Regions from separate parts of the Mus musculus genome. Here region 1 is linked to region 2. A link is a loop called in an ENCODE intact Hi-C map of the cell type or tissue named here. Cell type or tissue: left cerebral cortex. All regions are shown on one strand. Links, peaks and the distances in the headings refer to the core of each region. The heading gives the core; the rest is flanking DNA. Region 1 overlaps Hid1 (HID1 domain containing). Region 2 holds the start of Armc7 (armadillo repeat containing 7).

Region 1 (16,024 bases), core at 4,518-12,517, 120 kb before region 2:
CTTTGGTTTTCTTACTCTAGTCTTTTCCGAAGCTGGAGCTCTGACTGCCCCTGTTCAGTGCCGTCTGCCCAAACCCCAGCTCCCAGAACCTCCTCCAGCTATGTCCCTCACCCAATCTGATGTTGGGCTCCACTGGCCACTGGCTGATGCATTGGACAATCTCCGTTGCTCTCTCCATGTTTGGCTGGACTCCTGGTTCCCAGAAATAGTGACCAGGGAAGGAATGGATACAAATGAATACAAGGTGCAACCATAGAGCAACATGTCTCCTCTGGCCCCACTACAGCACTGGGGGGGGGGGGGTGCTACACCAGAGGGTTGGTCCAGACCTATACCCTTTGCCCTGGGCCCAAGGGCCAGCCTAGCCCAGCCCAGCCCAGCCCAGTGACAGGTTTAGGGCCAGGGGCTGACAGAGAAGGCAGGGTAAAGGCCAGACTCAGATAAGGCTGATGGATGAGGAACCCGAAGGTCACAGGGCTTTGCTGCAACCGATAAACAAAAGGGAGAGGTCTGTGAACGGCCCCCTCTCCCTCTGGTTCAGTGATGCCAGCCACGAGTCCCTTGTTCTAACATGGCCACCTCAGAGTACCCCGGCCTTACCCACTCCCACACTTGAGGGTTTGGAGAGAAAGGAAACTAAGTGACACTCAGTGCCATCTCCCAGGCATCCCCAGTACCTACCCCATCAGATGGGCTGTTTTCTGCTGAGCTTTGCTGGGATTCGGGCTCTAGAGACCTCAAGGTGCCGTCCTCTGATACCTGGGATTTCTCTGTCAGCTTGTCGATGCCTGGGTGGGACACAGGAGGAAGAGAGGGACATGCCATAGTACCCTTCTGGTACTAGAGGCTGTGTGCTCCCCATTCACAGCTGAGATATTGTGTTTGCCCTTCCCTCCTATAGCTAATCTCAGTTCTGAGCCCTGCCCATGTACCTCCTCTAACCCCCATCAAGCGACCTAGGCCCACACAGTACTTCCACCCCTACATGCTGCTGAATTGCTTTTCCTTGCCTTCCTAAATGGGAAAGACACCCCAGAGATCACACTCACCCCCTCACAATACACCCCCAGCCAAGCCCCACACTCTCCTAGCCTGACAGCATCCAGACCTGGAGTGGCCACCAGGCTAGTCTTAAGGGTGCCTGGTTCTGCAGGGGCAGCAGGGCGGGATCCCTCCATGGACGTTCCCTCCTGGGAACCAGTACGGGACAGGGGCTCTGGTGTCCTCCGCCGCCGCTGAAGTGCCTTGTGGATGGAGGGTGGGTCAGTGGGCAGGTTGGCCAGCTGGTGGAAGACCGCACGTTTACGGATGATGGCATAGACCAGGTTGGAATTGCCTGTGGGAGGAACGAGTCTGTCCTCAGAGAGCTTTGCTTCCCACTCCACATCTGGGCTGGCTTCCAGGACCAGAGGGCAGTTAATGAGATGACAGTAAGACATCTGCCCCAGGGATAAGGACTGGACAGGGTAGCTAGAGTCAGAGTGGGACAGACCCAACTGTATGGGTATCAGTGGCAATGGTGGAGGGTTAGGCTGTAGGAAATACAAGTTAGGTTGTAGAGATGCCTGATGTTAGGCTGTAGGAGATACTGGGAGGTTAGGTTGTGGGCATCCCTGATGTTAGGCTGTGAGGGATGCCGAGAAGCTAGGCTGTGGGGACGCCTACATATTAGGTGATGAAGATACCGAGACGTTAGGTTGTGGGGATCCCTGATGTTAGGCTGCAGGGAAACAGCTTAGCCCTGAGCTCCTCGGTGTCCTGCTTACACTGTCTTGAAATCCCCTTGCAGCTGATCACTACTCAGGGATCATCAGGCATGGTGGGATAGCCTGAGCCCCACACCAACCCAACATTAAATATGTAACCTCTCAGTGAGCCACAGGGAAGTCCAGAAGGACACTGTTGTGTGTGTCTGTCCTCCACCATCTACCTCCAAGTTCCCACAGCTGTCGGGGGAAGACGCAAAGCTCTCCAGAGCACTCAGTGCCCCCATCTACCTTTCTAGCCCCGTGTCTAGAGCCTTTAGCTTAACATCTACCCCAGGGCCTTTGCACATGTCCCTTCCCAAGCAATGCTTTTCTGCCTACTGAATGCTCACTCATCACTCAAATATACATCTAAATTTTACTTACTTTGGAAATAGTAACAATAATTGCTAATATTTGCTGTGCTGGGTGTTTTTGTTTTTGTTTTTGTTTTTGTTTTGTTTTTGCGTGTGTGAGTTATTAAGCCTTCCAATATATTCTGGGGAGGGGGAAGTTGGGGGTTGTTTTTTGTTTTTAGAGACATGGTTTGTCTATGTAGCCCTGGCTATCCTGGCACTTACACTGTAGACCAGGCTGGCCTCCAACTCAGAGATCCACCTGCCTCTGCGATTAAAGATGTGTGCCCTGCAAGAGGGACTTACAGCAGCCGCATTATGAGCATCGTAGGGATGAGGGGACCAAGGCTTCGGGGCCGACGTGCGCTTGGCCACAGAGCGCATGCTTGCTGAGACTTATATTTGTACCTGTGATGCTGGTCAGGCACCTGCGTGACAGCCAGCAGAGCTCTTCCCACTCTGAGATTTCCAGCCGGCCAATTCTAAATGAACTCTCTTGTTCAGTGGGTCAGGTTGTCCGCCTAAAGCCCCGCCCCCTGCCTGTGACTCCATACCCAGCTGTGAGCTCCAAGAGGGACAAGGCACACCTTGATTCCCCACTGCCTCAATCAGTGCACAGGCAGGACTCGTGGGCTGAGGCTTTCTTACACAGGGGCTCAGGTCAGCGCCTCACCATCAAACTGGTACTGGATAATGTTGTTGAAGACCTCCAGAAGGAAGAAGACCAGATGGTGGTTCTGAGATGCCGAGAAGAGGAACCAGGTGGTCGAGAAGGCCTCGAGCAGATGCAGGAGCTTGTTGGCAGTCACCATGGACAGGCTCTTGAGGTAGGGAGACACTGTAAGGGAGGAGTCAGCTTGTTCTGGGCCATCCCTGCAGAGGCCAGGCCAGGACGGGGCAGCTCATCTCAACTGATCCCCGTCCTCCATCCCCTGTCCCCTGCAGAGACCCCCTGAGACTTTGAGGCACACTCAGCTCATCTCTCCCAAGCATCTCCCCAACCCAGAGGGAGGAAGGACAGAGACAGGAGTGTAGATAAAGAAACTGGGGTTCAGAGAGGGTCATAAACTGAGCCCGTTTCCCAGCAATAAAATGACAGGACAGGGGTGCTAACTCGGGATGTGACATCCTTTAAGAGTGGCAAGATGCTGTCACTCGATATGTATTCCTCAGCACAGCTTTGTGAGTGGAAGTTGGAGAGGAAACTACGTCTTGACCTGTGTGCGTCCCTGCTGTCTGCCTCTTCCCCTGGCTCAGATGAAGGTCCCAGGGAATGGGAACAGGGACTGTCTTGTTTACAGAGGCATTCTCAAAGCTGGCCTTGCTTGTCAGGGATTCAACTAGGACTTGTTAGAATCAACACACAGAGCCCACAACTCAGCGAGAGCCCTTAGAACCATGAGCCACCCCAGACACTCAGAAGTTCAAATCACACCGTGGACGGTATATTGTTAGTTTATGCTGTCAACCTGACACGACTCGCAACCACTTGGGAAGAGAGTTCAGTGAGGAATTATCTAAATTGTTAACTCAGGTCGAGAGATCCACTATGAATGTGGGCGGCACCATTCCTTAGGCTGGGCCCTGAACAGTTAGGAGCAGAGAAAGTTATCTGAGCATGCATATGCAGCCAGCTGGCAAGCAATGATCTGTTAGTTTTGCTGTTTCTGGCTATGGATGTCATGTGACTAGCTGCTTCCTGCCTTGACTTCCCCTCCCTGCTCAATGATGGGAATTATAAGCCAAATAAACTTAAGCGTATTTGTTACATCAACAGGAATGTTAACTAGACCAGTCAAGGAACCAGCTGGCCTAAAGACATCCACAAAAGTCATTCTGCTCCACCCTACTGCTACCCCCTAACCCCAGCCAAGCTGGACCCTCCTGAACCCTCCTGGCTCCTTTCCCAGAGAGCAAGCAGCCTGTAGCCCTTTAAGATGCTCTCGAAATCCCCACACTGTAACTGATAGCCCAAATCTTTAACACACAATAAATAGCCAGCAGCCACATGTGGCCATTAAATGTCTGCAATACAGCCAGTCTCAACTGGGATGTCCTGCAGGGACAGAACACACACTCACATACACATACACACACACACACACACACACACACACACACACACACGATTTTGAAGACTGAGTGTGAAACAGAGCATAGGCTACCTCAATGATTTTTATATTCTATTCATGTCTAGCTTATTGATTATTGTATGTAATACATGTATACGTGAAGGTCATAGGACAATTTTGGGCCGCCAACTTTCTCCTTCCATTTTTACGCCAGTCTTGCATGGCAAGAGCTTTTACCTGCTGAGCCATTTCATGGGCTCTCTGTTACTGTTGCCCCTTCTAGAGTACTAGAAAGCTTAGCTGTAACATGTAGCTTGCTGTTTCTGTTCATGAAGCCCGGGAACTGGCGGCTAGTGAACCTGTGGCCTAGCGCCACCTGCTGGTGATCATGGGGAAGTTAGGCTCTGGGCCCCTACCGTTGACCACAATGGTGAGCAGGCAGTCGAAGAGGGGTTGCAACCGCTGATGACCGCTGGTGATGATTTTGTGGAATACCTGTACAGGGAGGGAGGGGGAGGGCATGAGTTACCCACTACCTCCAAATCCAGCCAAGAAGAGAATGTCACCCCAACCCTCAGGGCTGACCATGCACACCCCCTTACCACAATGAGCAAATCTGCATGTGTGCCTGTGAAGACCGGGATGTCCATGGGCACGCGCACTGAGTAGGGCTTGTTCAGCCGTACCCCAAAGTTCCTCTCCCCACTCAGGAGCAGCAGGATGAAGACCCCGATGTGCATCAAGCCCACCCGAGCTGGGGTATACAACACAGGAGGCGTTACACAGAGCATGGAGGGGGAGGGGGAGGGGGAGGGGGAGGGAGGGAGAAGCAAGGACCCATCTTTAGGGGTTCAAGGAAACCCCGTTGGAGGTTAGGGTTCAAGGGAAGCCCCTGTGGGAGGTTACAGGTTCAAGGAAATGCCGTGTGGGAGGGTAGGGCACCAGGCTTGAGCTTCTGGGAGGTAGGACAGACTGGCTAGACTCCACCGGAAATCAAGACCCCATAGCTACCGCAGCATCCCAGGCCCACTACTGTCGTACATTGATCTGCCCGGGCGTCGTTGAGAAAATAGAGGATAGGAACCAGGATATCCAGCACGTCACTGCTCTTCAGTACAAAGAAGAGGAATTTCTGGGAATGAGAGAGAGCGGGCTGCATCAGTGAGAGGACTAGCTCTGCCTCACCTTCTCCCACCTAGGCTGTGGAGGCCCAGATGCTACCCGAGTCCTTGGTCTCTGGACCCCACTAATCCATCAGCAATGTCTCCTCACGACTGTCACCGACAGGCTGGGCCCTGGAGTCCGCTCACCTTGTTGAAGTCACAGAGTTTCCAGAAGAGAACAAGCAACTCCTGGTGAAACTGGATCTTCTTGGTGGAGTTGGGAAGGTAGGTCTGGAGCAGGGGATTGGACAGCAGCCGAGCGATCCCCTTGAGGATGAACTGGAAGTCCTGAGAGGGCAAAGCAGAGGCCCTTCCAGTCCAGCTCCCTCCAGCTATACCCTACAGATGTCTCCTCATTCTCCCATAACCTTGTCAATCTCCAGAGCCCAGAGGACCTGGGTTTGGCTCTTACTGCTAGTACCCTGGGAAGTTCAGCCTCTGGCCCCCTCTCCAGCAGGTCAGAAGATCCCCTACGCAAGGCTGCAGCTCCTGGCAACCCCCCAGATGGACCCCTGACCACCTAATTTCCTTGTTGGTAGCCGCTGTCCTGCTCCTCCCATCCCCCATCACACAGGAGTCCTCCCCAGTTCTGTCAGCTTCTGAGCACACCCCACAAGCTGGGCTGTGCTCAGCTTTGATCTTTGTGGGACGGGGACATGCTCAGCCACAGTCCCTTGTAACACCCCCCCCCCAACTTGAGTCTGCCTGGACTTTAAGGCCGCAGTTCCTCCCACCCCTGAACCCCAGCCTCTCAGCAAACCTCCTCCTTTGGGAAGCCCTCTTGTTACCCTGGCTCAGCTAAGACTGACTGTAAATCATTTCTTTTCTTTCCTTCTTTTATTTATTTACTTTTAACGACAGAGTCGCCTGTAGTTCAGGCTAGCCAAGAACAACCCTAAGCTTCTAAACCTCCTGCCTCTACTTCTCAGAGGCTGGCTTTTCAGTCATGCACCACCGAATCTTGATTGTGTGATGCTGGAGATCGACGAAGGCTTTGTGTGCATTAGGCAAGTGCTCTGCCAACTGAACCACACAGCCCCAGCTCCCACCAATCCTTTCAATGCATCGAAATCCCCCAAGCACTGCCATCATTGTTTTACTTAGGATGGCTATGCTCCTTCATGCAGGAGAGCAAGACTCCTCTAGCCCCACAAAGGCACAGCCATTGCAGATGGTGGGCAGTTAGAATCTCCCCCACCCCCGCTGTGCCTAACTCACCTCCTCACGATGAATTCGGGACAGGTAGTTCACAAACAGGTTCTCGGGCCCTGGAGGCTGCCAAGGAGAGGAGCTATGGTGAGCAGATCCCTCACTCAGGTCTGCCTGGATAGCAGCAGTGAGCTTTCCAAAGTTGGACCCTCCCCCGCTCCAGGCATACCACGAGCTGCCTCCCATGGTGTGTGCCTTTTGCCCATGGCTTGTGCTAATGGAGATACCATCTGCCCCCCAGCCATCTCCCCATCCGGTCCTTACATCAGCATCATCCATAGCTGTGCCCGTGGTGGTGCCGTCCACGGTGGGGCTGGTGCTGGTAGCACTGTCATGGTCCAAGGTGACAATAAGCACCTGAGCAGCCTCCTCCACCAGGGGCTCCCGGTAGTCCGAGAAGAGCAGGTGGTTGTAGGGGATCCCGTAGCCCACAGGGTCATAGGCACACACGGTGTTGAGGAGTGAAGTGAAGAGGGGCAGCGCGTGTCTGCGAGAGAGCACAGAGCAAGGCTGCAGGGATGCTCCCTTGGGCACGCCTGCCTCTCCAGCCACAGCCACAGCCACAGCCACAGCCACAGCCACAGCCACAGCCACAGCCACAGCCACAGCCAGGGAGCTGTGCTATCAGGCAGAAGGCAGAAGGACGAGCTTGTCCCTTCCTGAATAGAAAATGCCCTCCCTATCCATGCATGTGGCTGACTCTGATCAGGGACAAGCTGGGCCAAGAGCAGAGGAGTCCATTACACAGGGATGGACTCCCTGTAGAGAACGTGCTCACGCCCTTCTCAGTTCTTGGGGTCACACACCCTCCACTGGGGTTACAGGCAAGAGGTTAGAGGAGCAAGGAAAAGACAGCCTCCCCTTGGGGAGCAGAAACCAGCTCCATCCCCTGGCTCCCAGGCTACAGTATGACTTGAATCCGGTCCATAGATGTCAAGGTTCAAGCTCCTCATCTTACATATGAGGAGACTGAGATCCAAGAGGTTAGGTGAGTGAGCAAGTGACAAAGTGTTGCTGTGTGCCTGGCATAGCTATGAGAAGAAACCCTGGCCAGGCTCTGATTGTGGCCAGCATTGTGGGACACTTGGAGACCCTCTCTTGTGGTGATAAAAAGCAGGGAACCAGCAAAACCCAGAGGGGAGCCATGTCATGCAGGGGTCAGCTTCCAGAAGGAGTAAGGTTAAAAGTTTAGAATGCTAACACCTGTGTTAGCTGCACAGGGGCACAGCTGGGTGTACACAGCTGGATTGCACAGCTGAGTGTGCACAGCTGGATTGCACAGCTGGGTGTGCACAGCTGGGTATGTACAGCTGGGTATGCACAGCTGAGTGTGTACAGCTGGGTGTGCACAGCTGGGTTGCACAGCTGGGTGTGCACAGCTGGGGTGTATGCTTCAAGTACTCTGTCCCACTGATGACTATGTGGCACCCCCATGTACTCATAAGTGTCCCCATATCCCTCTTGAGTCCCGCACGATCCAGACTTTTCCATCTATCAGGGTGGTCCTCAGACCCTCTTCTCTACCCACTGTCCCAAAGAGCAACCACAGCCACATGTGGCTGGCGACTAAGTGCTCTTGAGCGGTTGATCCAGCTGACGCTGGAAGTATAAGGTACACACTGGATTCAGGGAAGGAAACGTGAGGAAAGGAAATGCAAATGATAGCAATAGCTCTATATACTCATTACAAATTTAAGGCTCACGTTTTTAAATGTACCGAGCTAAATAAAATATATAAGTTCTCTTCCTTTTTGCTTTCAAGAAAGGGTCTTATGTACCATAGGCTAGCCCAGAACTCACTAGTAGCCAAGGATGACCCTAAACTTCTTGATTGATCTGCCTCCACCTCCGGAATGCTGGGATTACAGCCCTGTGCCGCCACACCCAGTTCATCCAGGGCTCCATGCATAGTAGACAAGCACTCTATACACAGAGCTACATTTCAAGCCCCTTACATTATATTTCTACTAAACAATGCGGTTCTAGATGGAAGACCTGAACCTTGGCCCAGGAGCCCCCAGGAAGTTTGGGGCCCTGATAGTAAGGTTCAGAAGACCGAGCTTCAATTATCAGCACACACATGACAAATCACAACTGTCTGTAACTCCTGTCCCAAGGGATCCAACACCCTCACACAGACATACATGCAGTCAAAACACCAGTGTAAACAAAATAAAAATAAATAATTAAAAAATAAATGTATGGCTAAGTTATAGTTTCACGACACCAGGGGGCAGCACATCTCCTCAAATAAAACCATCAGGGCTGGCACAGGGTTCCTAGAACCAGACTAGGAAGGCCAGCCGCCTCTCACCTGTTCTCCGTGGAACAAAAGAACTGAACCCAGGGGTTGGTGCTGCCACTCTCTGGAGATGGGGGCAGGTACATGGCCTCTGAGAAGCACGTGAGCAGTAACTTCAGCAGCTCCATCCTGCAGGAGGGACAGGAAAGGCTACATGAGAACCCCAGTCTCCATCTGGAAGGGGCTGACACATCGACCCACCTCCCTGGCCCAGGCCCATGGGGAAAAAATGACCCCTGTTCCTCCCTGTAAGGCCAAGGATGGATGGTAAGAGGGCTGGGTCTCTGAGCTATGCACAGGCCAGCCCGGTCCAGCTCACCGGTTCATGTCATGGATGTAGTTGGGCTGTGGGGAATGAGCAAAGCCCACACCAGCCTCCCAGATATATTCACAGCTGTCCAGGGAATGGACATCTTCTGCTGAGTCCTAGAAACAGGAAGTAGTAACAGGGGATGAGGGTGTCACAAAACAAATATCGGCGTGAGGCGGGCCCTGACTCCCTAAGCTTCCCAAGCTGCAGCAACGTACCCCGGTGTTCTCCTAAGGTCAGCCCTCCCCTCCCATGCCAGTCTCCTAACGGACAAGGAGAGAAATGGGTGCTGTTGGAGTTCTTTAAAGGCTCGTTTCCCTGCAGTCTTGCATTGATTATTTTACTTGCTGAGCCCAGTCTGAGGCAGGGAGAGGAGGTAGGGAAGGTTGGAGGAGTAGGGGTGTGGCAGACTGAAGGGAGAAAGTATTCCTGGTGGAATGCCAGAGTAAAAAGACAGGCTTCCTGGTTCCAGCCCTGTTCCCCTCCCAGCTCGGGCAGGGAAGACAATAGGTGCTTGTGTGATGCTGCCTAGGAGACAGGCAGGCTGGACACCAGCTGGCTCCTCTCCAACAGTGCAACCCCCTATCCCACCCAGGACACTTATGCTTAGGAGGCCTGCCCTCTGAGCCACCCCTGCACCCTGCACCCTGCACCCTGCACCCTGCACTCGGGAGAACCGTAACTATGCTGGCCCCAGCAGGATCAGAGCCCAGCCTGGGTGTCTCACCACGTCGTTCCTCCGGTGGTTCTGCACAGTGAAGTCTGGGCAGAAGAGCAAATCGGCAATGGCCAGGAGCAAGGACTCAGCCAAGGGACGAGCGTTCTCATCCTCTTCCTCACCCTGCTAAAGATGCAGGCTGCTCAGTGGGGGGCTGGCCAAGGAGAGGTGGCCCCACGGCTTGGGGGTGTCGTGAATATGGGACTGGGTCTCAGCGGGCACATGTAGGTAGACAAAGTGGAGGGAAAGAGGAAGTGACTTCCTGCTCACCCCAAACCTCCCTTTGCCAGAAGAGGGCAGGGCAGAGGCAAACACTGGGCATAATGAGAAATGTCCCACCAGGGGTACTGGACATCTTGGGAATCATGAGGTCTCAACCCTTGGCACTTGACTGAAGATAAAGCCCTGAGTAGATGGGGCCTGGGAGAAGATAGTGTGGTCCTTCTAAAGACATAATGGGCCTATCCCTGCACCCCTGCTCTAGGCCCCTTGGGAGAGAAACCGAAGGCCTGAAAAGTTGGTACTGGCTCCTTCCCCCTCAGTGGTACCCTACCTCTAAGTCCCCATCCCTATACTTCCTAAAAACAGGTGGCCCTGCCAGGATCCTCCAACCCCCCCTTGGCCAGGCCCACAGACCCCTCCACGCCCTGCCCCGGGCACTGTGGACCAGAAGAAGCCCCTCCAGTCGGGGTCCTCGAAGATGTAAGGCAGCACTCGGGTGAGTAGCCGGCTGCAGTTCAGGACGACCTGTTTCTCCTTCTCAGAGTGGCAGCCACCCTCTGCTCCTTGCACCAGCTTCTCCACAGCCTGTGGGGACAGACAGCAAGGGAGGAAGGAGCATGTGAAGGAGCCCTTTGGGTTCAGGCCACCCAAGCTGGAGAGGTCAGCTAGCTCAGGAAGGTTGTGACCTGGGAAAAAAACAGCCCAGAGCATCAGGAGAGCAGAGGCCAGTCCACTGGATGGCCAAGACCTCATCTGTGGTACCCCTCTCATACAGAGTGTGTCCCCACACTTGGGTACAACTTACTTTCTTCTGAGAGCCTCTTTCTCTCCTAATCCTTCTGTTTAATACTATATTAAAGTGCCCTTTTTAAAGGTTAAAACAAGAGAAAAAGACCAGGGCTGGAAGAGTGGCTCTGCTGTTAAGAATACATTGTCTACCACATTTGGTAGCCCATATCTTTACTCCCAGCACTAGAAGCCAGAGACAGGTGGATCTCTATGAGATCAAGGCCAACCTGGTCTATATATTAAGTTCTAGGCATCCAGGGCCTCAACAAAATAAAACAAACAACAATAAAACCCAACTTGCTATCCTTGCCAAGGACCTAGAGTTCAACTCCCAGCACCTACGTGGTGTCTCACAACCACCCATAACTCTAGTTCAAGGGGGTCCAATGCCTTCTTTTGCTCTCCATGGTCATCAGGCATGTACACGGAACATATAGATACATGCATGCAAAGCACTCACACACATAAAATAAAATAAATTTAATTTAAAATTTATTTATTTATTTTTGGTTTTTCGAGACAGGGTTTCTCTGAATAGCGCTGGTTGTCCTGTAACTCACTCTGTAGACCAACCTGGCCTTGAACTCAGAAATCTCCCTGCCTCTGCCTCCCAAGTGCTGGGATTAAAGGAGTGTGCCACCACTACCCGGCAATTTTTTTTAAGACCTCGTTTGTAACAGAGAAACCTCTGTTTGGAGGCTGGAGCACCTCACAGGAAAAGCTAAGTGAGGTGGTGTCTGGAAAGATAAGTTAAAGCTCTGATAAATGGCGGCAGGGGCCATGGTTACTTTTTCCTCACCCCCACCAAGGAGAACTGGAGGCAAAGAGGCTAGACCTCTAGAACCTGTGGGTGAGATGTGAGTACTTTGTTCTGCGTGGACTAGGCCATTCGGCCTCTCTGGGAAGGATGGGGACAGCTGTGAGGAGCCAGACAGCTCATACCTTGTAGCACAGCGTGGCCAGGTTAGAGGGTGACTCCTCTCGCACAGCCCGGATCTCTGCTGCCGGCACCAACGCAAAGACATCCTGCACCGAGGTAGCGGTGTCTGCCCAGAACTGGTCCCAGAAAGCATTGTCGGTGGCTTCCACGGGCTACAGGGGGATCCAGTATCCAGAGTTACACCTTTCCCAACAGTCACAGATGAGCCCTGGCAGGGAGGCCACCGTGGTTATCCTCCATCCCAGCCAGCGCCCAGGAGCCTCCCCATCTGGAACGACCTTATTCAGCTGCCACAAGATAGGTGTGTATGGGCGAGGGTCCACTAGGTTCTAAAGTTCACTGTGTCACCGAGGGTTTGTGTGTCTCTGGCTAAGTGCACACATTTCTCTAAAAGAGGAGCTGACATCATCACCAGATCACATCCCACGGCCACACCAGTAGGTCAAGTGTCTAGGAACTAGACCAAGGCTCTCCCCCAAAGGGCATACGCACCCCATTCACAGTCACCGGTGCTGTCTTCTCACAAGCAACCCTTTCTCAGCACAGCCACCAGTGCCAGACCCACCAACCTCCACACGATCCTCTCAGCACCCGCTGCTGGCCCATGCTGCAGCTCCAGTCACTTTCAGGGAGCCCCAGCCTCCAAATCACCCCCCCCACTTCAGTGCCTCCACCCCATGCAATAGCCAAAGCCACAGAGCCTTCATCTAAAAGCCCCCGGGGACCCCCACTGCCTGCTGGACCAAGTCAAGACATCAGCTCAACACTCATCCAAGATCTTAAACAGGCCTTGAGGCTGGGCTGTAGTTCAGTTGATAGAGCACTTGCACAAAGCCCCGGAGGGGATCTCGAGCACTGGGTACATTAGGACTGGAGGTGAGGGCCTGTAATCCCAGCACTTGGGAAGATCAGAAGTACAAGGTCACCCGCAACTACACAGTGAGTGAGTTCAAGGACAGCCTGGGATTCAACAGATCTCATCTCAACAACAACACACACACACACACACACACACACACACACACACTCCTGTATTTACTACTCCTAGACATGACCCCAGTAAATTTCTTTTGTTTTGCCCAGGCTGTATATTTCCCACTATACTCTTCTCATTTCAGCAATAATTACATTGGGCTTGAGATATGGCTCAGTTAGTAGAGGGGCTTGCCACCAAGCCTGATGACCTGAGTATCAAACTCAGGATCTGCTCATCGGAAGGAGTAAACCAACTCCCACAAGTTGTCCACTTCAAGCCAATATAAACCTCCCTCCTATACATACAAGCACACACACACACACACACACACATCCTAACAAAGATGGTTTTTTATTTGTTTTTTAATTTTAACAGGCTGAGTGTAGTGGCATACACCTTTAATCCCAACACTTGGCGGGCAGAGGCAGGTGGATCTTTCTGAGTTTGAGGCCTGCCTGGTCTACAGAGTGAGTTCCAGGACAGGCAGAGTTACATAGTAAGTGCCTGTCTCAAAACTTAGGAACTAACGTAAGAAACAAAGTTCCAAAGGTCCTATTGAGACAAGCCTTTAAAATACATGTGGTCATGGGAACTAGAGAGCGGGCTCAGAGGTGAAGAGTTTATGTGGGAGCTAGAGAGATGGCTCAGAGGTTAAGAGTGTATGCTGCTCTTCCAGGAGATTCAGGTTTGGTTCTCTGTAATTCCAGGGGTCTGACGCCCACTTCTGGCCTCTATAGGCACATGCCCACTTGTGGCATACATACAAAGAAATACACATAAATAAAAATGAAAAATTAAAATACATACTTATGGTCCTTGAGAGATAGACAATCATACAGGCAAATAACCAAGGCAACCATTTTCCATGATAAATTTTACTTCTAGAATTCTCCGCTGGGATGGATAGTTTGATGTCAATTTGATGCAGGCTGGGGTCATTTGCGAAGAGGGAACCTCAATTAAGAAAATGCCTCCAGCTGGGCGGTGGTGGCGCTCGCCTTTAATCCCGGCTCTTGGGAGGCAGAGGCAGGTGGAGCTCCGAGTTTGAGGCTAGCCTGCACTACATAGTCACTTCCAAGATAGCCAGGGCTACACAGAGAAACCCTGTCTCAATCAATCAATCAATCAATCAATGTGCCTCCATAAGATCCAGCTGTGAGGCATTTTCTTAATTAGTAATTGACGGGGAGGGCCCAGCCTAGTGTGGATGGAGTCATCCCTGAGCTGGTGGTCCTGAGTTCTATAAGAAAGCAGGCTGAGCAAGCCATGGGGAGCAGGTCAGTAAGCAGCCCCCTCCATGGCCTCTACACCAGCTGCTGCCTCCAGGTTCCTGCCCTGTTGGAGTTCCTGCCCTGACCCCAAGTTGCTTTGGTCAGGGTGTACCATTACACCACACAGGCATGCTCTCCTTTGGGAACCTCCAGCCCCAACTTCTACACCCCACATTCCTGACTCAGGTCTAGATCCACTCACCTCACAGCCCAGCAGCCCAGCATTGGCCCTGCTCTCAAAGCTGAGGCAGATGAAGCTGAGGTCCTGACAAGGCTGAGTGCCAGGGGGCTGCCCAAACCCAAGGCTGGGGCTGCAGGCTTCACCAAAGTGCCCACCCTCCACCCCATTCTGGGGAGCCCCAGGATAACTTGTGGCTGCACCCTCAGTCCCAGAACTGGTAGAGCAAGTCAGCCAAAGGTAAACAAAGGCTAAAGGAGAGGCCCTGGAGCTGGGGTTTGCTGGACCTCAGCCTCACCAGTCCTGGTGGCCTGGAGCCAGAACGCAGTGGGAAAGGACATTTCAGAGGAAAGGCCTGTGGAGATCCTCCTCATCAGGAGCACCTCTGAAAGCCTCTAATACTCAGCTCACCTCTCAGGGAGTCAGCATCCCTTAAAGGGGCCGAAGCCCCCGCTGAATACAAATGGAGCTGACCACTGACCTAGTTCATTAGACAACCATCACCTCGGAACTGAAATCCAAACGAGACATAAGAGGGCCTTAGAGGTCTAACCTAGAAGCAGAGGGGGGAAAAAACCTTCATAAACAAGCATTTATCTTTCTATCTACCCCCACCTTTTTCATGTAGCCGGGGCTAGCCTGTAGTCACTCTCATTATGGAGACTGAACATAGGACCTCATGATTGTTAGCCTCAGCTTGCACTTCCTCCCCTGATCCCACTGGGTCTTAGGCATTTGCATTGGCTGAGGGACCAGCTGTAGCTTTAACATTTTTTTTACTTTATTTTTTATTTATGTGCATATGTGTCTCTCTCTGCGTGTACACATACATGAGGCTGCCCCTAGAGGCCAGAAGGTGTTGGATCTCCCCAGAGCTCACAGGTAGTTGTGAGCCACCCCAACGTGGGTGCTGTGAACCAAACTCTTCATCTGAAAGAGTAGCTGGAGCCCTCTTAACCACTGAACCATCTCTCCAGCCCCAAGCTGGGGTTGTCACAGTCTCCTTCTAGGGTGGGAGTGGTAAGGGGTAAAACCAGCATTGAGCTAGCCCAATAAGGACGATATGTCCTGACAGGTGATCAAAGTATTATTCTAGGCTCACACACATGCATGCGTGTGAACACACACCTATCAGCTCTTACCCTAGCCTGCAGCAGAGCATCCTCAATGAACAGAATCTGGGGGAGAGTCTCTGATCCTGTAGTGCCCCACTCTGGGGCCCCAGCCAAGTGAGGAAAGAGTCAAGAATGTGGCTGGTCTCAGAGTTAGGGTTAAGCCCTGCCCAGGGCTGGCTAATAGGGCAGGAAGAAAACAGGATGCAGGGCAGGAAGGCAGGGAAGGCTGACCTGCAAGAGCTCAGACCCAGGCTACAGTAAGGTCCACTTGTCTACTGCTCAAAGCACAGCCTCGGAGGGCTTAGAAGTGAGGTCATCCTGTGGCCATCACATCTGCAGCCCCTTGGGGATACTGAGTTCGAAGGTCCAGGAAGACCTTTTCGGACCAGATTCTTGAATCCCAGCTGCTCAAAGCTGATCACTAGAGTCCAAGGCTTTGGCCCCCACCCACTTGTGAGAGTCCCATGCTTATGAGAAGGCCCACAGGCTAGTGAATGGCTCAGCAGTAAAGGCACTTGGTAAAAATGCTTGGTAAACATAATTTGTGCTTGCTGCCAAGCCTAACCTAAGTTCCATCCCTAGGGCCCACATAGTGGAAGAAGAGAACTGACTCCCATTGTTGTCCTCTGACCTTCATGTATATACATGATACACATGT
Region 2 (16,024 bases), core at 4,760-12,759:
AAAAAGGCCTACTCACTGCATGGTCAGGGAGCAAGAGAGAGAAAAACCAGAAGGTCCCAGTGGCCCTTTGAGGACAGTGAGGACATAACACCACTGCCCCAAAGATCTCCCATGAACACCCCAACTCTCTCTTTGGTTTACTTAAAAAATACATTTATTTATTTTCATTTTCTGTGTACCAGTACGTGTGTCTGTACATCACACTCATGTCTGGTACCCTAGGAGGCCAAACTTAGAGCATCAGATCCTCTAGAACTGAAGTTACAGAGAGTTGTAAACCACCATGTGGGTTCTGGGCCTTCAGCCCAAGGCCTCTGGAAGAGCAGTCAGTGCTCTTGACCACTGAGTATTGGCTCTAGTTCCTAGGCCCTGTGTCTTAAAGTTTTCACTCTGCCAATAGCTCTGTGCTAGGAACCAAGGCTTTGCTAGGAGAACCTTTTGTTTGTTTGGTTGGTTGGCTGGTTAGTTCGTTGGTTTGGTTTTTTGGGTTTTCAAGACAGGGTTTCTCTGTGTAGCCCTATAGCACAGGCTGGCCTCAACTCAGAGATCCTTTTGCCTCTCTGCTTGCTGGGTGCTGGGATTAAAGACATTTGCCACCATACCCAGGTACTATGTGAGCTTTTCAGGGACACTTATTAAAACCACAGCAAACAAAACACTTGTGGGGAGAGAATGAGGCTCTCTGAGGAAGAGCGGTCCAGGTAGAGGGAGGAACAAGCATAAAAATCTGTGAGGTACAGGGCAGCTGGTTAAATACTTATCTTGTGGGTACAAGGATCTCTCCTAAAGAAGTCAAGCATTGGGGCCCATCTTCTAATCCCAGTGCTGAAGAGGTGGAGACAGGCAGATGCCTAGGACTCCCTAGCTAGTCTGCCTGGTGGGCTTGGTGTGTCCCAGGACAGTGAAAGACTGTCTCAAAATATGGTGCATGACATCAAGGGATGACACTGGACAGTGAGGCACAAGTGCACATGCACACACACACATACATATACATAGACACACATACACACATACTCACACACATACATATATACACACATATACACACATACACACATACATACATACATACATACACACATATACTCACACACATACGCACACACACAACATACACAGAGGAGGAAATGGTCATAGGCTAGAGATGTAGGATCAAGGGTCCAAGTGGGCAGAGGCCCACTGGGGGCTTAATTCATAAATGGCTTTGTACTGAGATAAGAAGTCACTTGAGGCCAGTCAGAAGGATGAATGACATTATCTCAGAGGCTAGAGTGTCAGTCTGGCTGTGGCGACTCTGGGGTGATGGAGCAGGCAGGACACATCCAGGTCCCTGGGGTTCGTAGTTTGAACGGGGTGGGATGATGTAAGTATAGAGGAGGCTGGGCTCAGAATGAAGGGTTAAGATAATCCAGGGTGCTCCGAGTCAAGACGCCCACAAAGCCACTTGAAGGATGGGGTCACCATCTGCTGTGGTGGGAAGACAGGAGGACTGGGTTTGGAAGAGATGTGGATCTCAGGCTTAGACAGGCTGAGGTCCTGGGGGGGGGGAGAGAGAGAGAGAGAGAGAGAGAGAGAAGCAGACAGCTCCAGACTCAGGAGACAAATGGGAACCAGATGTTGCGATGAGGAATCCCTGCTGCCTCTGGGGGAATTGAGGTGACAGCTGAGGAGAGCTGAGCCTGACAAAGGTCAGCCAGAAGGAAGAGCTGGAAGCTAATGTTCAGGAGAGTGAGGGATGCAGTGTGCTGAGCTCTGGGGGGCAGGGGGCGCAGCACTGTGCTGTGCTTGCCCTTCGGCTCTGAGGTGTGGATGAGGAGCAGCCTGGGGAAGAGGTACAGGAGGAGGGAACAAGTTCATTTCAGCAGTGACCACAAGGGATGAAGACTGTGCTCAGCGAATAGCACTTGCCTAGCCTTCTTTGATGCCTGTTACTGCCTGGAGGAGAAAATGTACAAGAAAGAAATCTGGGACCCAGCATTCCCCTCTGTCCCTCTGCCTCTCTCCCTTCCTCTGCTAACCTCCCTCTCCCCTCTCGTCCTCTTTCCACCCTCCCCTCCCTCCTCCCCTCCCCTTTCTCATCTCTTGTCCCAACTTCGTTCATTCTTTCTGTTGCAAGGGTTTAAACAGGGTCTCACTTTTGTCCTTCAGCCTGGCTTTGAACTCATAGCAAGTCCCCTGCCTCAGCCGCCTGAGTGCTGGGATTACAGGCATATACCACATCCAGTTCCTTCCCCTCCTGGTGCTAGGATTCAAACCCAGAGCCGTAGGCAGGTTATACCTGTAGTCTACCCCTGACACATCCGCAGCTCCCGGGTAAAAGAAGCAGCGAAATGGACTAGTAACCAGAAATTGTGGTGTTAAGAGACTTTTTTTTATTTGTTTGTTTGCATTCTTAGGGATTTTTATTTGTTGTTTTGCTTATGATTGTATTTTCGAGATAAGTCCCCCTCCCTTTTTTTTTTCTTTTTCTTTTTCTTTTTCTTTTTTCTTTTCTTTTTTTTTTTTGGACATGGTATCCTTCGCTGCTGGTTTGGAACTGGTTCCAGAGACCAGGCTCACAGAGCTGGGCCTGAATAGCCAGCTCCTGGGTTCATTCGGCACCACAAAGAACGGCCCAGGAAAGAAGGGGAAAGAACAATACAAGATGGGGAAATTGAGGAGACAGACTGAAGAACAGGAGTAGGAAGTTGACCCCTGAAGGCCTGGGTGGGCCTCTGTCCTCATGGACAGCTGAGTGAGGACTTAGAAAGGTGCTGGAGTAGAGAGAGGAAGGAAGCCTAAACGGCTGCCTCGAGGGCAGGTGAGCGACTGGCTCACAACCATCTGCGACTCCACTTCCAGAAGGACCTCCGTGGGTATCAGACATGAACATGGTGCATATACGTTCATGTAGGCAAAACACTTATACACATAAAATGAATAACTCTGAAATTTTTTTTTGTGACAAGTTCTCACTATGTAGTCCTGGCTGACCTAGAACTCACTGTGAAGGCCGAGTTGGCCTGGAATTATAGGCCTCTAGGCCTCTGCCTCCTGAGTTCTGAGATTAAAGTCATTTGGCACAATAATACCTAGCAAGGAAAAAAAGAAGGGCCAGGCAGTGGTGGCGCATGCCTGTAATCCCAGCACTTGGGAGGCAGAGGCAGGCAGATTTCTGAGTTCGAGGCCAGCCTGGTCTACAGAGTGAGTTCCAGGACAGCCAGGGCTACACAGGGAAACCCTGTCTCGAAAAACCAAAAAGAAAAAAGAAAAAAAGAAAGAAGGAAGAAAGGTAGGGGAGAATGAAAGGAAGAAATGAAGGTAGAAAGAAGAGAGAGATTAAGGTCATTGTAATTGTAGTGCTTGCAGAGGGGAGCTGGTAGGAGGAGCCGGGTGAGATGCTTATAAGGAGGTAGTCAGGTACCTTCCATCATGAAAACTTGGAAGTGTGTCTGTCCTAGGGCCAAAGGCGACAGACACGGAACATGAGCCAAGAGCCCTACTCCACGCGGAGGTGGAAAGTCCTACCAAGTCCCTGAGCTGATGTCCCCTCTCGCACTGCAGGCCTGGGCATGTGTTTCAGCTTCCAGTCGAGCATCACGGTAGTGGGCTTGTATTTTGTCCGCCGGCGGCCGCTAGCCAATGCACTGGCCTCCATGGGACTCTCCATGGGCGTCACCCTCTGGCCACTGCTGGCCCGATATCTTCTGGAAACCCTGGGCTGGAGGGGCGCCTTCCTCATCTTCGGTGGCATCTTACTCCACTGTTGTGTATGTGGAGCCTTGCTGAGGCCTGTTGCCACCAACGAGGTCCCCGAGCCCAAAGAGGATCCCCTTCTACCTCCCAAGATACCTACACGCAGCTGCCTGGCAACATGTGTCTCAACCATTCGGTACCACCTGGCCTTTGACATCCTTCGGCACAATATGGGCTTCTGCATATACGTCACGGGCGTGACGTGGATGAACCTGGGTTTTGCACTGCCACATATCTTCCTAGTGCCGTACGCTATGCATCATGGGGTGGACGACTATTGGGCAGCCATGCTCATGTCCATTGTTGGCTTCTGCAACATCTTCTTACGGCCAATGGCAGGGCTGCTGCTGGCAGGCAGGAAGAGCTTGGCTGCCTACCGGAAGTACCTGTTTGCTGTGGCGATCCTCATCAACGGGCTCACCAATCTAATATGCACGGTGTCAGCCGACTTCCGGGTGCTCCTGGGCTATTGCCTGGTGTACAGCCTGTCCATGTGTGGAGTTGGGATCCTCGTCTTCCAGGTTCTAATGGACATTGTCCCGATGGATCGGTTCCCCAGCGCCCTGGGCCTCTTCACCATCCTGTGTGGCGTGACTTCTCTCATCTCTCCACCATTGGCTGGTGAGAGCCTGGGAGGGAAAGCAGCCAGGCATGCCCAAGTGGGGCCTATATAGGTTGGGCAAAGGGGACCATCTGGACAGATTTGAGCCCAGTATACCATTGTCACAAGGGCCTTGGAATCTGTGATCCTTCTCTTTTCCCAGCAGCTTTCAGTGACCATGCTACAGTGTGGTATTTGCTTGGCCAGGCATGGTGGTACAGGCCTGTAATTCTGCCAGTTGGGAAATGGAGGCAGGAAGATCTTTGGCTATGTAGCAAGTTGAGAGCCAACCTGGGCTATATGAGCCTACAAGACCTTGTCTCAATCTTACCATCAGAGAGAGAGAGAGAGAGAGAGAGCACAAAGAATACTTGCTGCCCTTACAGAGGACCCTGGTTTGTTCTCAGCACCCACGTGGTGGTTCACAACTGTTCATAACTCCAGCTCCCTGGAATATAGCACCCTCTTCAGGCCTTCACAATACACTTACATACATGCAGGCAAAACAATCTTATACATAAAATAAATAAATCTTGTTTAAGGAAGGGAAGAAGGGGGGGCTGGTGAGATGGCTCAGCAGGTAAGAGCATTGACTGCTCTTCCGAAGGTCCTGAGTTCAAATTCCACAACCACATGGTGGCTCACAACCACCCATAATGAGATTTGATGCCCCCTTCTGGTGCAAATGAAGACAGCTACAGTGTACTTACGTATAATAATAAATAAATCTTTAATTAAAAAAAAATAAAAAGGAAGGGAAGAAGGACTGGAGAAGTGGCACATTTTAAAAAAGATTATATGTAAGTACATATATATTATATGTAAGTACACTGTAGCTGTCTTCAGACACACCAGAAGAGGGCGTCAGATCTCGTTACAGATGGTTGTGAGCCACCATGTGGTTGCTTGAACTTGAACTCAGATCCTCTGGAAGAGCAGTCGGTGCTCTTGACCGCTGAGCCAGCTCTCCAGCCTGGCTAATAGCACTTTTGCCTGTTGCTCTTACAGAGGATCTGAGTTCAGTTCCTAGCACCCACCGAGTGGCTCACAGCCATCTGTAACTTCAGTTTTAGAGGCACCAATGCCCACCTCTGGTCTCCCTAGGTACCACATTCATGTGGCACATATACATACATGAAGATAAAAATACTCATACACTTAAGTAAAAGATTTTTAAGGGGCAGGGAAGGGAAGAAGGAAGGAGAGAAAGAGAGAAAAGCTTTGCGCTCCAGGCTACATGAATCTGTCATCTTCCTGTCTGGACCTCTGCTCCTTTCTTTCTTTCTTTTTTTTTTTTTTTAATTTATTTATTATATGTAAGGACACTGTAGCTGTCTTCAGACACTCCAGAAGAGGGAGTCAGATCTCATTACAGATGGTTGTGAGCCACCATGTGGTTGCTGGGATTTGAACTCCGGACCTTCGGAAGAGCAGTCAGGTACTCTTACCCACTGAGCCATCTCACCAGCCCTGGACTTCTGCTCCTGTCAGCGAAGTGTGGTGATATGGGGCCTTGTTGTAAGTGTCTCAAGCAAAGAGCAGGACTCCTGATAAGAGCTCCACCTATGTTAACTGTAATTAATACCTTGGCCCTCCTAGTTTCCACCCTGTGGGTCCCAGGAAAATCACTATTCTTCCCTAAGCTAGAATGCCAACTACAAAGTGCAGAAGAGAGCATGCGTCATGACATCCACCCAGCCCAGTCACTGAGCGCACGGGTACAAAGAGAAACCCTGTCTTGAAAAACCAAAAAATCCCAAACCAAAACCAAACAAAGCCCGACACTGTTGAGGCTTACCTTGGGGTGGAGGGGGCACGGATGTAGGGATTCATTCGTGTTAGGAAGAAAACAAACAGGATTTGTAAGAACTGTAGGCGAAGGCTACTGCACAACAGAGAGAGGGGCCTTCAGCGTGGGTGGGAGGAGTCTGGTGCTAGGGGCTAGTCAGCAGGTAAGTGCTGTGGTCACTATGGTCAGACCTTGAAGCTCAGCTGTGTGAGGGGTTTTTGTTGTTGGTTGGTTGGTTGGTTGGTTTCTCATGACAGGGTTTCTCTGTGTGGACTAGGCTGTCCTCAAACTCATAGACCCACCTGCGTCTACCTCCTGAGTGCTGGGGTTAAAGATGTGCTTTGTCCCCATCGATCTGAGTTCCAGTTTCCAAGGAAGCCCTGCAAGCAAATGAGTCCCAAATTTCTCAGAAAGAGATAGGCGGGGCCAGGGCCTGAGGCAAGGTCAGGGCTGAGAACATGGCTTGGACTCCGCCAGCCCTTCAGTCTGTTTCTCCGGCCTCCAAGGGTAACACAGGCCCTCAGGCTCTCTCCTGGGGGAGGACATTTGCCTAGGCCAGAAGCCAAGGGTGTCCTCCCTCCTCTCACCGCACAAGTATCTGTTGTGTATTTCCCGAGGGGCCAGCCATGATTTCCTATTGAGTGAAGACAAAGCTAAAATCTCTGCTCTCCTTGAACGCATGAGCTGGTGGAAGGAGCCTGTAGGGCTTGCATGGCGGATTAACTCATTCTCTGTCCCCTCCCCACCCCCCAGGATTGCTGCTGGACAAGACCAACAACTTCAGCTACGTTTTCTATATGTCGAGTGGCTTCCTCGTCTCAGGCTCTCTTATCCTGGGTGTGGGCTTCTACGCCGCAGAGAAGAAGAAGCTGAAGCAAGATGGGCAAGCCAAAATGGAGAACGCTACCTCAGAGATGACCCCAATGCACGATCTCACCTCAGAAGACAAGGACAGTGCCAAGAAGCAACCGTACCCTGAAAGCATCTATATGACCAATGTCTGAACTCCAGAGATCCCATGTGACCTATCTCTGAGCTCTGAAGTCAGTGGGGGAAGCCTTCCTTCCAGGAAGTAGGAAATAGAAGTGGGCCTTCCTGGCTTTCTTCCTTGGGTCCCAAGAAGATTGGTCTGAGTCTTGCAGGAAGCAGTCATGGCTAGCTACCTTGGACTGGCTCCTCCCAGCTGCTCCTACAACACATCACTCTGGGGCGTCTCATTCATCCTTCCCATGTCAACTGTTTTCATCCTTCTTGGCCTCAGACTATTTTGACAAATTTGCCTTTCTTCCAAGAACTTACTTACTCTTCTTCTCTTCCCAAACAACCAACCATGACCCCCCTCAGATCAGGAAGGTTAAGAGTGCTGCATCAAGAAGTTGAGTCTTATGCTAACTGGAGCCATAGCAGGCACAGATGAAGACCAGTAATACTGGTCCTGGCGCCTCTGCAGAGAGCAGGGAAAGAAACTTTTCTGCTGTCCTGGAAGGAGCCCTTTTACTTGGGTCTCAGAAGTTGTACAGTCTGAAGAGTCTTCTGCCATTGAGCAGGGCCTGAGCCAGAATCTCCTTTTACCAGACTCTATCCACGTATCCACGTAGGGGAAGGCAGACCTTGACTAACCAGGAGCCAAGAAGACAGGCTAGGTAACTTAAGGAACATTATAAAAACTGGCTTCTATGTGCAAACCGTAGTCTGTGCTCTGCTCTTGGCCTCTGAGGTTCCCCTTTCTCCGGAATGTGTTGGAGGTATCAACCCTGAGGCAGAAACTGGCTAAATCGGCAGCTGCTGCTAGCCTGAGCCCATGGCCTGGAGCTATGTCCACTTACTCGCTTCTGGTGCTGGTCTCTGAGGTCATCTCTTAAGGCTAGCTGTCATCAGCCCAGGCTTGTCGCAGCAGGGTACTCCAGGGAAGGGGAAAACGGTCTGAATTATATACAAAAACATTCCCTGCCGCACGGGTCATGAACTCTGGACTAAGAAAAGCGGAAACCAGGCCTGAGTAAATTTCCTCCATTCCCTCAGGCTGGCAGGAACTTCTTGGGGTTGTTTGTTGGTTCAGGCTCCACCAGGCTCCAGCAAGAAAACCTTATCAGGAAAATGATTTTATTTTCATGACTGACGCCAGCCATCCTCCTCCACAAGTCCATCTGGCATGAATAAGCATCTTTAGGAGGCGATCGGTTCCTCTAAGGTGCTGTCACGAGTGCCCCCTCATGGTCAAAGGAAGTACTGCAGCCGTGCATTTGCTGAGTTGCTTATGTTCACTGTCTCTAGACCTTGGGTGGAGACGGCTGAGTAGGTAAAGGTGCTGGCTGCATGCCGACAACTTGAGTTTGATTCCTGGGACCCACATGGACAAGGAGAGGCCCCACTACCACAAGTTGTTCTGTGGCGTGCCCATGTGCGCGCACCATACACACACACAAATAAACGTTATTAAAAAAATTTTTTTGGCCTGTATGAGATGCCATCTTCCAATTGAAGTCTGCCTCTCTGTCTAATGTCCCCTACTGCTTTCCGGATCGCAACTCAGAACTGAGCTTGACCCCACCCCCACCCCCCAAGGAAGTTTCTACTCTGAAGGGCAAATGCCAGGGACCTATTTTTCATTCTAACAGAAAACAGAGTTGGGGCTGGCTAACAGGCCCACGTCCAGGAAAAATAGAATCTGTGATCCTCCAGCTAGGAAATTTTCATCACACTTGCCCGTTGGTAATAATGGCATTAATCTGAGGGCAATAAGCAACGAAGAAATGAGGGTGCAAATGTAGTTTAGTCACGTACATCAAACCTTCACTTCCATCTCCAGCCCCACCCATGCCCAGGTGTGCTGTAATCCCAGTTCTTTGGAGCCTGGGGCTTGGAGACAAGATGGAAGCAAAGTCTACTCTTTTGTAGCCAGGATCTGCTTTGGACCATCCCTGGAAAATTTTGAGGGGAGTCTGCAAAGTATTTGTTCTGGAATCTCAAAGGCTCCAGGTCCCCAGGTCTTTGATGTTCTGACTAGTCAGACGCTTGGCCATCTTGAGCTGAGATGTAAGAAGTCTGCCTAGCCTGCTTCTTATAAAACCTAAAGGGCACAGAGTTCTCACGGAGCAACCTTGGTTCTCAAGCATCCAAACTAAGACTAAAACTCTTGCTCTTGGTTGATGTTGGGCATGGATTGATCACTGGAACTTAAACCCCAGAGGTGGGGGCCAGGGAAAGGTGAAGTACACAAACCATTCTGCTGTGATTCAGGTCCCTGGTACCAAACATAGTACATGACCCCTGACCCTTGCCCTAAAAACCCTTACTGCCTCCATCCTCCACCTCCACCACAGCACGGCAAAGCTGGGCCCCTCCCTGACGCTCCTTGTGACCCTAAGATTGTGTTTGGGGTTTGATGGATGTTCTGTTTTGTTACCAGGGTCTTGCCATGTAGCTCTGGATTGCCTTGTAGACTAAACCGTCCTTAAACTCCGTGTTCTGGGATTAAACTACTATCATGTCTAGATGGCCTGAAGATCCGTCTGCCCGGCTGTCAATCCATCCACCATTCTCTCTCTCCTTTTCTCCTCTTTCCCTCCCCTCTCCCTTCCTCTCTCCTTCGACGCATCCCCGCTGCGGCGGCTGCGCAGTGGAGGGTTAAAGCCTCCAGCTCTAGAAATCCGGAGGGAAGCCCAGGAGGCGCCCAGTAACCACGCCCAATCCCGTCCTGGTCCCGCTCACTCCGTTTCCTGGGGCGGGGCTAGAGAGACTTCCGCCCTGAACCAGGAAGCGGTGCAGGGAGTGTGGTAAGGGGGCGTGCCTGCCTTCAGTTCCGAAAAGCCACAGCGTCTCGCCCGGGTTGAATTTTGGTTTTCAGATCCGGCTCAGACAGGATCCTGAGACCCCTGGCCACCCCCACAGCTCATCCCCAGCTGCAGACGCGGATCTCAGGACAAGACTGGGTTTGCTGCCGCTCTGTCGCCGCCGGGACAGGTCAGGATCCAGGCCTTGTGGCCTCTACCGGAGCTCCCAACTCCGCCGCCCCAGCCATGGCACAGAAACCCAAGATAGACCCCCACGTCGGGCGGCTAGGCTACTTGCAGGCGCTGGTCACAGAGTTCCAGGAAACCGAGAGCCAAGGTAAGAGGTGTAGCGTGGGCACGAGGGACCCAGGAGGGTTCTGACGGCAGCCGCCGCCGCACAGGTCCGACCCCAGGGCTGCTTCCCATTGCAGATGCCAAGGAGCAAGTCCTCGCCAACCTCGCCAACTTCGCTTATGACCCGGGCAACTACCAGTACCTACGGCAACTACAAGTCCTGGACTTATTCCTTGATTCTCTGTCGGAAGAGAATGAAACCCTAATCAAGTTTGCTATTGGTAAGAGTTAGGCTGCCCCCAACCCCCGTGCCCGCGCGCCTCCCCCCAAGTTATAGACTAGAGCGACTTGAGAGTCAGGCATGCCACTCGCCTATAAAACTAGCATTACGGGAGGCTGAAGCAGGAGGATGGTTGCGACTTGGGGGCCAGCCTGGGATTCAGAGTAAGACACTGTCACTAAACAAACTAGTGTTTGGGATGGGATCTCATCTAGGGCAGAGCTGCCGTGTGTGGACCACCTACCTTCTCCTCCTCCACACATTATCGGGGTCACAGCTCATTCCAAACAAGTCGTGTCTTTCTTCCTCTTAGAAAAGAGATAATAAGTGAGGAAATGGGGTGAAACCTCTTTGAAAGAAGTTTAGTTTTTTGTTTGTTTGTTTGCTTGATTTTGATTTTTTTGAGACAGGATTTCTCTGTGTAGCCCTGGCTATTCTGGAACTCACTCTGTAGACCAGGCTGGCCTTGAACTCAGAAATCTGCCTGCCTCTCTGCCTCCCAAATGCTGGGATTAAAGGTGTGCGCCACCACTGCCCGGCTGGAGCTTGCCCTTGTATTGTTTACTGTCAAGAGGTGCAAAGGTAGCTTAGAACTCCTATAGTTGGGTTATTGTAAGGCCGTTTGAATTATTCAAGGTAGACTCTTTTACATTTGCTGTGTAGGTGTGTGTTTGCATGTGTGTGTGGATGAGTGTGAGTATGCATGTGCACCAGGCTGTATGCATGAAATTTGTCAAGAGTCAGTTCTCCCCGAGTACAGTGGTACATGCCTTTCATCCCCAGTACTGGGAAGACAGAGGTAGGTAGATCTTTCCGAGTTCCAGGCCAGCCTAGCGTGAGTACTGAGTTCTGGACCATCTAGGGCTATGTGGTAAGATGTCGTCTCTAAAAACTAAGGTAGTCGTTGTTGTTGTGTTCTCCTCTTCCAGTTGCTAAGGGAAGATCTCTGTGCCTTCAGAGTAGGGCAGTGCACTCCATAGCTGGGCCGTGAGCCTCCAGCTAATGGGGAGAGAGTGCTGGGGTTCCAGATGCTCGACACTGCATCTGGTTTTCTTATGTAGGTCCCTGGAACCGAATTCAGGTCATCAGAATTGTGTGGCAAGCTCTTTTACCTACTAAGCCATCTCCTCTGCCCCATGATAGATAGTCATTATTGGGCACCCTATAAGGAAGGTACTGGCCCAGGTTCTGAGGAGATGGTGAACAGGTTGGGGATTGTATTCTGGAAGGGGAGCTAGGTGGCGAATAAAACAAGCAAAGTAGAGATAAACAGGAACTCAGATGGAGCCATAGGAGGTGTGTCACGCTACTTACGCTACTTCCATTTCAGCCATCTTGGATATGCGATGTAGACAAAGCAGCTAAGCAGGAAGCTGTTAGAGGGAAGCTGATGTGTTAGAGGGAAGCTGATGTGTTAGAGGGAGGCCGATGTGTTAGAGGGAAGCTGATGTGTTAGAGGGGAAGCTGATGTGTTAGAGGGAGGCCGATGTGTTAGAGGGAGGCCGATGTGTTAGAGGGAAGCCGATGTGTTAGAGGGAAGCTGATGTGTTAGAGGGGAAGCTGATGTGTTAGAGGGAGGCCGATGTGTTAGAGGGAGGCCGATGTGTTAGAGGGAAGCTGATGTGTTAGAGGGGAAGCTGATGTGTTAGAGGGAGGCCGATGTGTTAGAGGGGAAGCTGATGTGTTAGAGGGAAGCTGATGTGTTAGAGGGAGGCTGATGTGTTAGAGGGAGGCCGATGTGTTAGAGGGGAAGCTGATGTGTTAGAGGGGAAGCTGATGTGTTAGAGGGAGGCCGATGTGTTAGAGGGAGGCCGATGTGTTAGAGGGAGGCCGATGTGTTAGAGGGGAGGCTGATGTGTTAGAGGGGAAGCTGATGTGTTAGAGGGAGGCTGATGTGTTAGAGGGAGGCTGATGTGTTAGAGGGGAAGCTGAAGTGTTAGAGGGAGGCCGATGTGTTAGAGGGAGGCCGATGTGTTAGAGGGGAAGCTGATGTGTTAGAGGGAAGCTGATGTGTTAGAGGGGAAGCTGATGTGTTAGAGGGAAGCTGATGTGTTAGAGGGAGGCCGATGTGTTAGAGGGGAAGCTGATGTGTTAGAGGGAAGCTGATGTGTTAGAGGGGAAGCTGATGTGTTAGAGGGAAGCTGATGTGTTAGAGGGAGGCTGATGTGTTAGAGGGAGGCCGATGTGTTAGGGATATTTTAAGTGAAGAGGCGGATGGAACAGAAACTAGAAATTAGAGGGATTGGCACGGGAGCTTTGGATCTAGGTCGTGGGAAGAAGTTGAGCATTTAAGAACAAACAAGTTCTTTCAGCACATTAAAAGGTTCTTTTAAAAATAAACTTTCCTCATGTAGTACAAAAGGAACCCTAGGTGCACTGAGAAGGAAACTGTCCGTAAGAGTAACTCAGGGCTCAGTGATGGAGGACCTGTATCATGGTGCATGTACCACGTGCCTAAGGCTCTGTGCGTCCGTCCTCAGCATTGCAAGGAGATAATTCCAATATTGTTTAATATTTAGCTATGCAAAATTTCCTAACAATGCCCTAAAGAACATTCTTTTTTATTAATGAGGAAGGACAGGGCATTTGAGGTCTCACTGTGTAGCCCTGGCTGGTCTGAAACTTGTCTGCCTCATGGGTGCTGGGATTAAAGGTTGTTCCACCATCCCTGGCTTTCAGAGGATACTTTGTAGAGTAAGTTCCTCTGCCATGTGGCTCCTGAGGATGGCGGTCAGGTCGTGAAGCTTGGTGGCAGGTCCTTTACTCATTGAGGCAACCTGCAGACCCAAAGGGACATTTTTTGATGGTTGGTTTGTAACTAGGATCCAGTGCAGGACCTGCATATTTCATCTGACTTTGTTCCTTACAGAGACCTCTTTATGTTCCAAATAAACGTTTTATTTTATAGCAAGTTGAGAAAACTTGAAGAGACTGGGAGTGTAACTCAATAGAGTGTGTGGTGGTCTGTGCCTGTAATCCCAGCATGCAGGAGGTAGGGACAGGCAGACAGAGAGCTCAAGAGCCACCTTCAGCCACATAGCAAGTCCAGTTCTGAGCCACTCAAGACTCTTTCTCAGCAAAGAAGAAAGAAAACGAAAAAAATCCAAAGATAAAGAGTTGCCACACATTCACACCCTCTTTTTCCTGTTCTTAACTCCTCGCACTGGTTTATCTGCTATAGTTAATGAGCTGGCATTGATACATCACCACTAGCAGGTCTTTATTCATAGTATTCATATGACCTTTGGTTTTTCCCTGATACACTTTTTTCTGGCCCAAGACCCCATATGACATACGTGGCTTTACCATCAGGCCTTATTTGGGTGTTTTTGTTGTTGTGTCTGACACAGGCTCTGGCTAGCCTGGAACTCCTGTTAGGATCATTTAGTGCCAGTGTGACGTACCTCTCGATTCACCTTCATGACCTGGTGAGCAACTGTATCAGAAGTCTCCATTATCAAGCTGCCCCCCTCTCCTTCCGTAGTATACTCTTGGGACAGAGGATATTACATAAATTATCTTAAATCTCTTTTAAAATTTTTTTTACATTTATTTAGTGTGTGTCTGTGTTTATGTGTGTGCTGTGATAGGAACATGGCGGTCCAGGGACAACACGCAGGGCTGAGTTCTCCTCTTCCACCGTGGGGGTCAGGGAGTGAAGCTCAGCTTGCGCGGCTTGGCAGCAAGGGCCCTTCCCCAGTGAGCCTTCTCTCCAGCACCTTAAGCCTCCTGGAATCCTTAGGTTTGGAGAGTCTGTGGCAGGGGAGATGTAAGCAGACACCTGCCTCCCCTGTAGGGCACCAGCAACCACCAAACTTAGATCCCACCAAAGTGTATCTCACGTAACCACTGGTTTTATTGGGCCTGCTTACAGAACGTGGGTGAGCCGATAGATAGCAGCTATCCTACTAAAAGCCTTGCCCAGCACAAAGGATGAGTTCCCTCTAGCTGCAGAAATGGAACCCCTGCCCTCTCAGTAACTTTCCACCACTACAGACCCTAGCACCTCCACGGCCACAAGCAGTTAGCACACAGTCGCGTACAAGTGAGACGCAAGAGGAATCCTTAGGAATTCAGAGAGGTCTAACGGTCTCTCTGTCCCCTCCTGAGGGAGCATCACTCGTCAGCGAGCACGGTGGGCATGTCTCTTACAAACAGTCACAGCCGTACTGATGAAAGTGACAGCTCTGGGCCCTGGGTGTTGCCATGTGTCTTCTTCAGTCCCGGCACTCAGGAGGCATAAAGGACATGACCTCGTGCCAGGCAGTGGTGGTGCACACCTTTAATCCCATCACTTGGAAGGCAGAGGCAGGCGGATTTCTGAGTTCGAGGATAGCCTGGTCTACAGAGTGAGTTCCAGGACAGCCAGGGCTACACAGAGAAACCCTGTCTCGTAAAACCAAAAAAAAAAAAAGTAAAAGAACATGACCTCGGGCTGTGCTGTTTGGAGGGCAATGATTACAGTATCTACACAGGTGACGCGTCCGTCCGTATCACTGATGGTTGCATGGTCTACCCCACATCTGTAGGATGTCCCTCTTCCCTGTATGTCTCCTTCCTCTCAAAGATATCATTTAGCTCAGGGCTTCTCAGACTTTTCCCACTCAGGAGCCCTTTTTGCATGAGAATAAAAATTGTGGGGCAGTGTACAAGACAGGGTTTCTCTGTGTAGCCCTGGCTGTCCTGGGATTCTCAATGTAGACCAAGCCGGACTCAAACTTACAGATCTACTTGCCTCTGTCCTGGGTACTGGGATTAAAGGCCTATGCCACCACTGCTTGTACACACACACACACACACACACACACACAGAGAGAGAGAGAGAGAGAGAGAGAGAGAGAGAGAGAGAGAGAGAGAGAGAGAGCGCTATATAAAATACACTTGGGAGGTGGAGGCAAGAGAACCAAGAATCTTGGATGATTTTCAGCTAATTAACTTTGGCCGGGCATGGTGGCGCATGCCTTTAATCCCAGCACTCGGGAGGCAGAGGCAGGCAGATTTCTGAGTTCTAGGCCAGCCTGGTCTACAGAGTGAGTTCCAGGACAGCCAGGGCTACACAGAGAAACCCTGTCTCGAAAAAAAAAAAAAAAAAAAAAACCAGGACAACTTTGAGGCCAGCCTGAGTTACATGAGACCCTCCCTGTCCAAGGGGGCAGGGATCTGGTACAGGTATGATTTTACTATTTATTAAGGACAGTGTTTGCACACTAAGAAGATGGATGGTTCATTTTTCATACACGCAAACCTGGCTGAATGCTGAGACTATGGGACATAGACCATCCTCAGTGGTTTTCAGAGTTCTGATGGCTTTGCTGTGACAAGGTCAGTGCTGAGAGCCCTGGTTCACAGAGATATAAAGTGACAATGGTAGGTGTATGTGTAGGCTGTGCATAGCACATCCAGCCCTCCACCTGTGTTACAGCCTCACGTGTGGTGGGGAGCTACTGTGTACGCAGCAGTGACTTAGCTCCTCCTTCTGTCTCCTCCATTTCCTGTAACCCAGAGACTCAGTTGAATAGCTTAACAGCTCAGTGACACTTTTTATCTCT

Evidence for each region. A loop is a pair of places that touch in the nucleus more often than their neighbours do. Peaks named below come from ENCODE experiments on the same cell type or tissue, not always from the same donor. Only the 100,000 strongest peaks of a DNase experiment are listed, where the experiment ranks them.
Region 1: a loop joins it to region 2, with 8 times the contacts of the local background. A loop is called at or near these places in 26 of 42 quality-filtered maps.

Annotation. Positions count from the first base shown.
Region 1 is chr11:115,349,811-115,365,834 of GRCm38, forward strand. Hid1 (HID1 domain containing) reads right to left here. Exons shown (of 19, transcript NM_001346774.1): 2 at 11,829-11,978; 3 at 10,512-10,682; 4 at 9,885-9,998; 5 at 9,167-9,273; 6 at 8,860-8,976; 7 at 6,810-7,032; 8 at 6,555-6,611; 9 at 5,484-5,624; 10 at 5,215-5,305; 11 at 4,776-4,927; 12 at 4,590-4,668; 13 at 2,775-2,939; 14 at 1,109-1,336; 15 at 682-788; 1 more. Among named protein-coding and RNA genes, the nearest start is that of Hid1, 9.9 kb to the right of the region's middle. In left cerebral cortex, for the core only: CTCF peaks have their summits at 4,558 (motif pointing left), 8,770 (motif pointing right) and 10,173 (motif pointing right); DNase peaks (open chromatin) are centred at 4,534, 8,804, 9,202 and 9,574; H3K27ac peaks cover 257 bases.
Region 2 is chr11:115,465,790-115,481,813 of GRCm38, forward strand. It overlaps Slc16a5 (solute carrier family 16 (monocarboxylic acid transporters), member 5), which reads left to right. Exons shown (of 4, transcript NM_001080934.1): 3 at 3,547-4,359; 4 at 6,882-8,609. The coding sequence ends at 7,132. It overlaps Armc7 (armadillo repeat containing 7), which reads left to right and starts at 9,878. Exons shown (of 3, transcript NM_177778.5): 1 at 9,878-10,238; 2 at 10,333-10,476. The coding sequence starts at 10,148. In left cerebral cortex, for the core only: a CTCF peak has its summit at 8,345 (motif pointing left); DNase peaks (open chromatin) are centred at 8,321, 9,809 and 12,703; H3K4me3 peaks cover 1,646 bases; H3K27ac peaks cover 2,857 bases.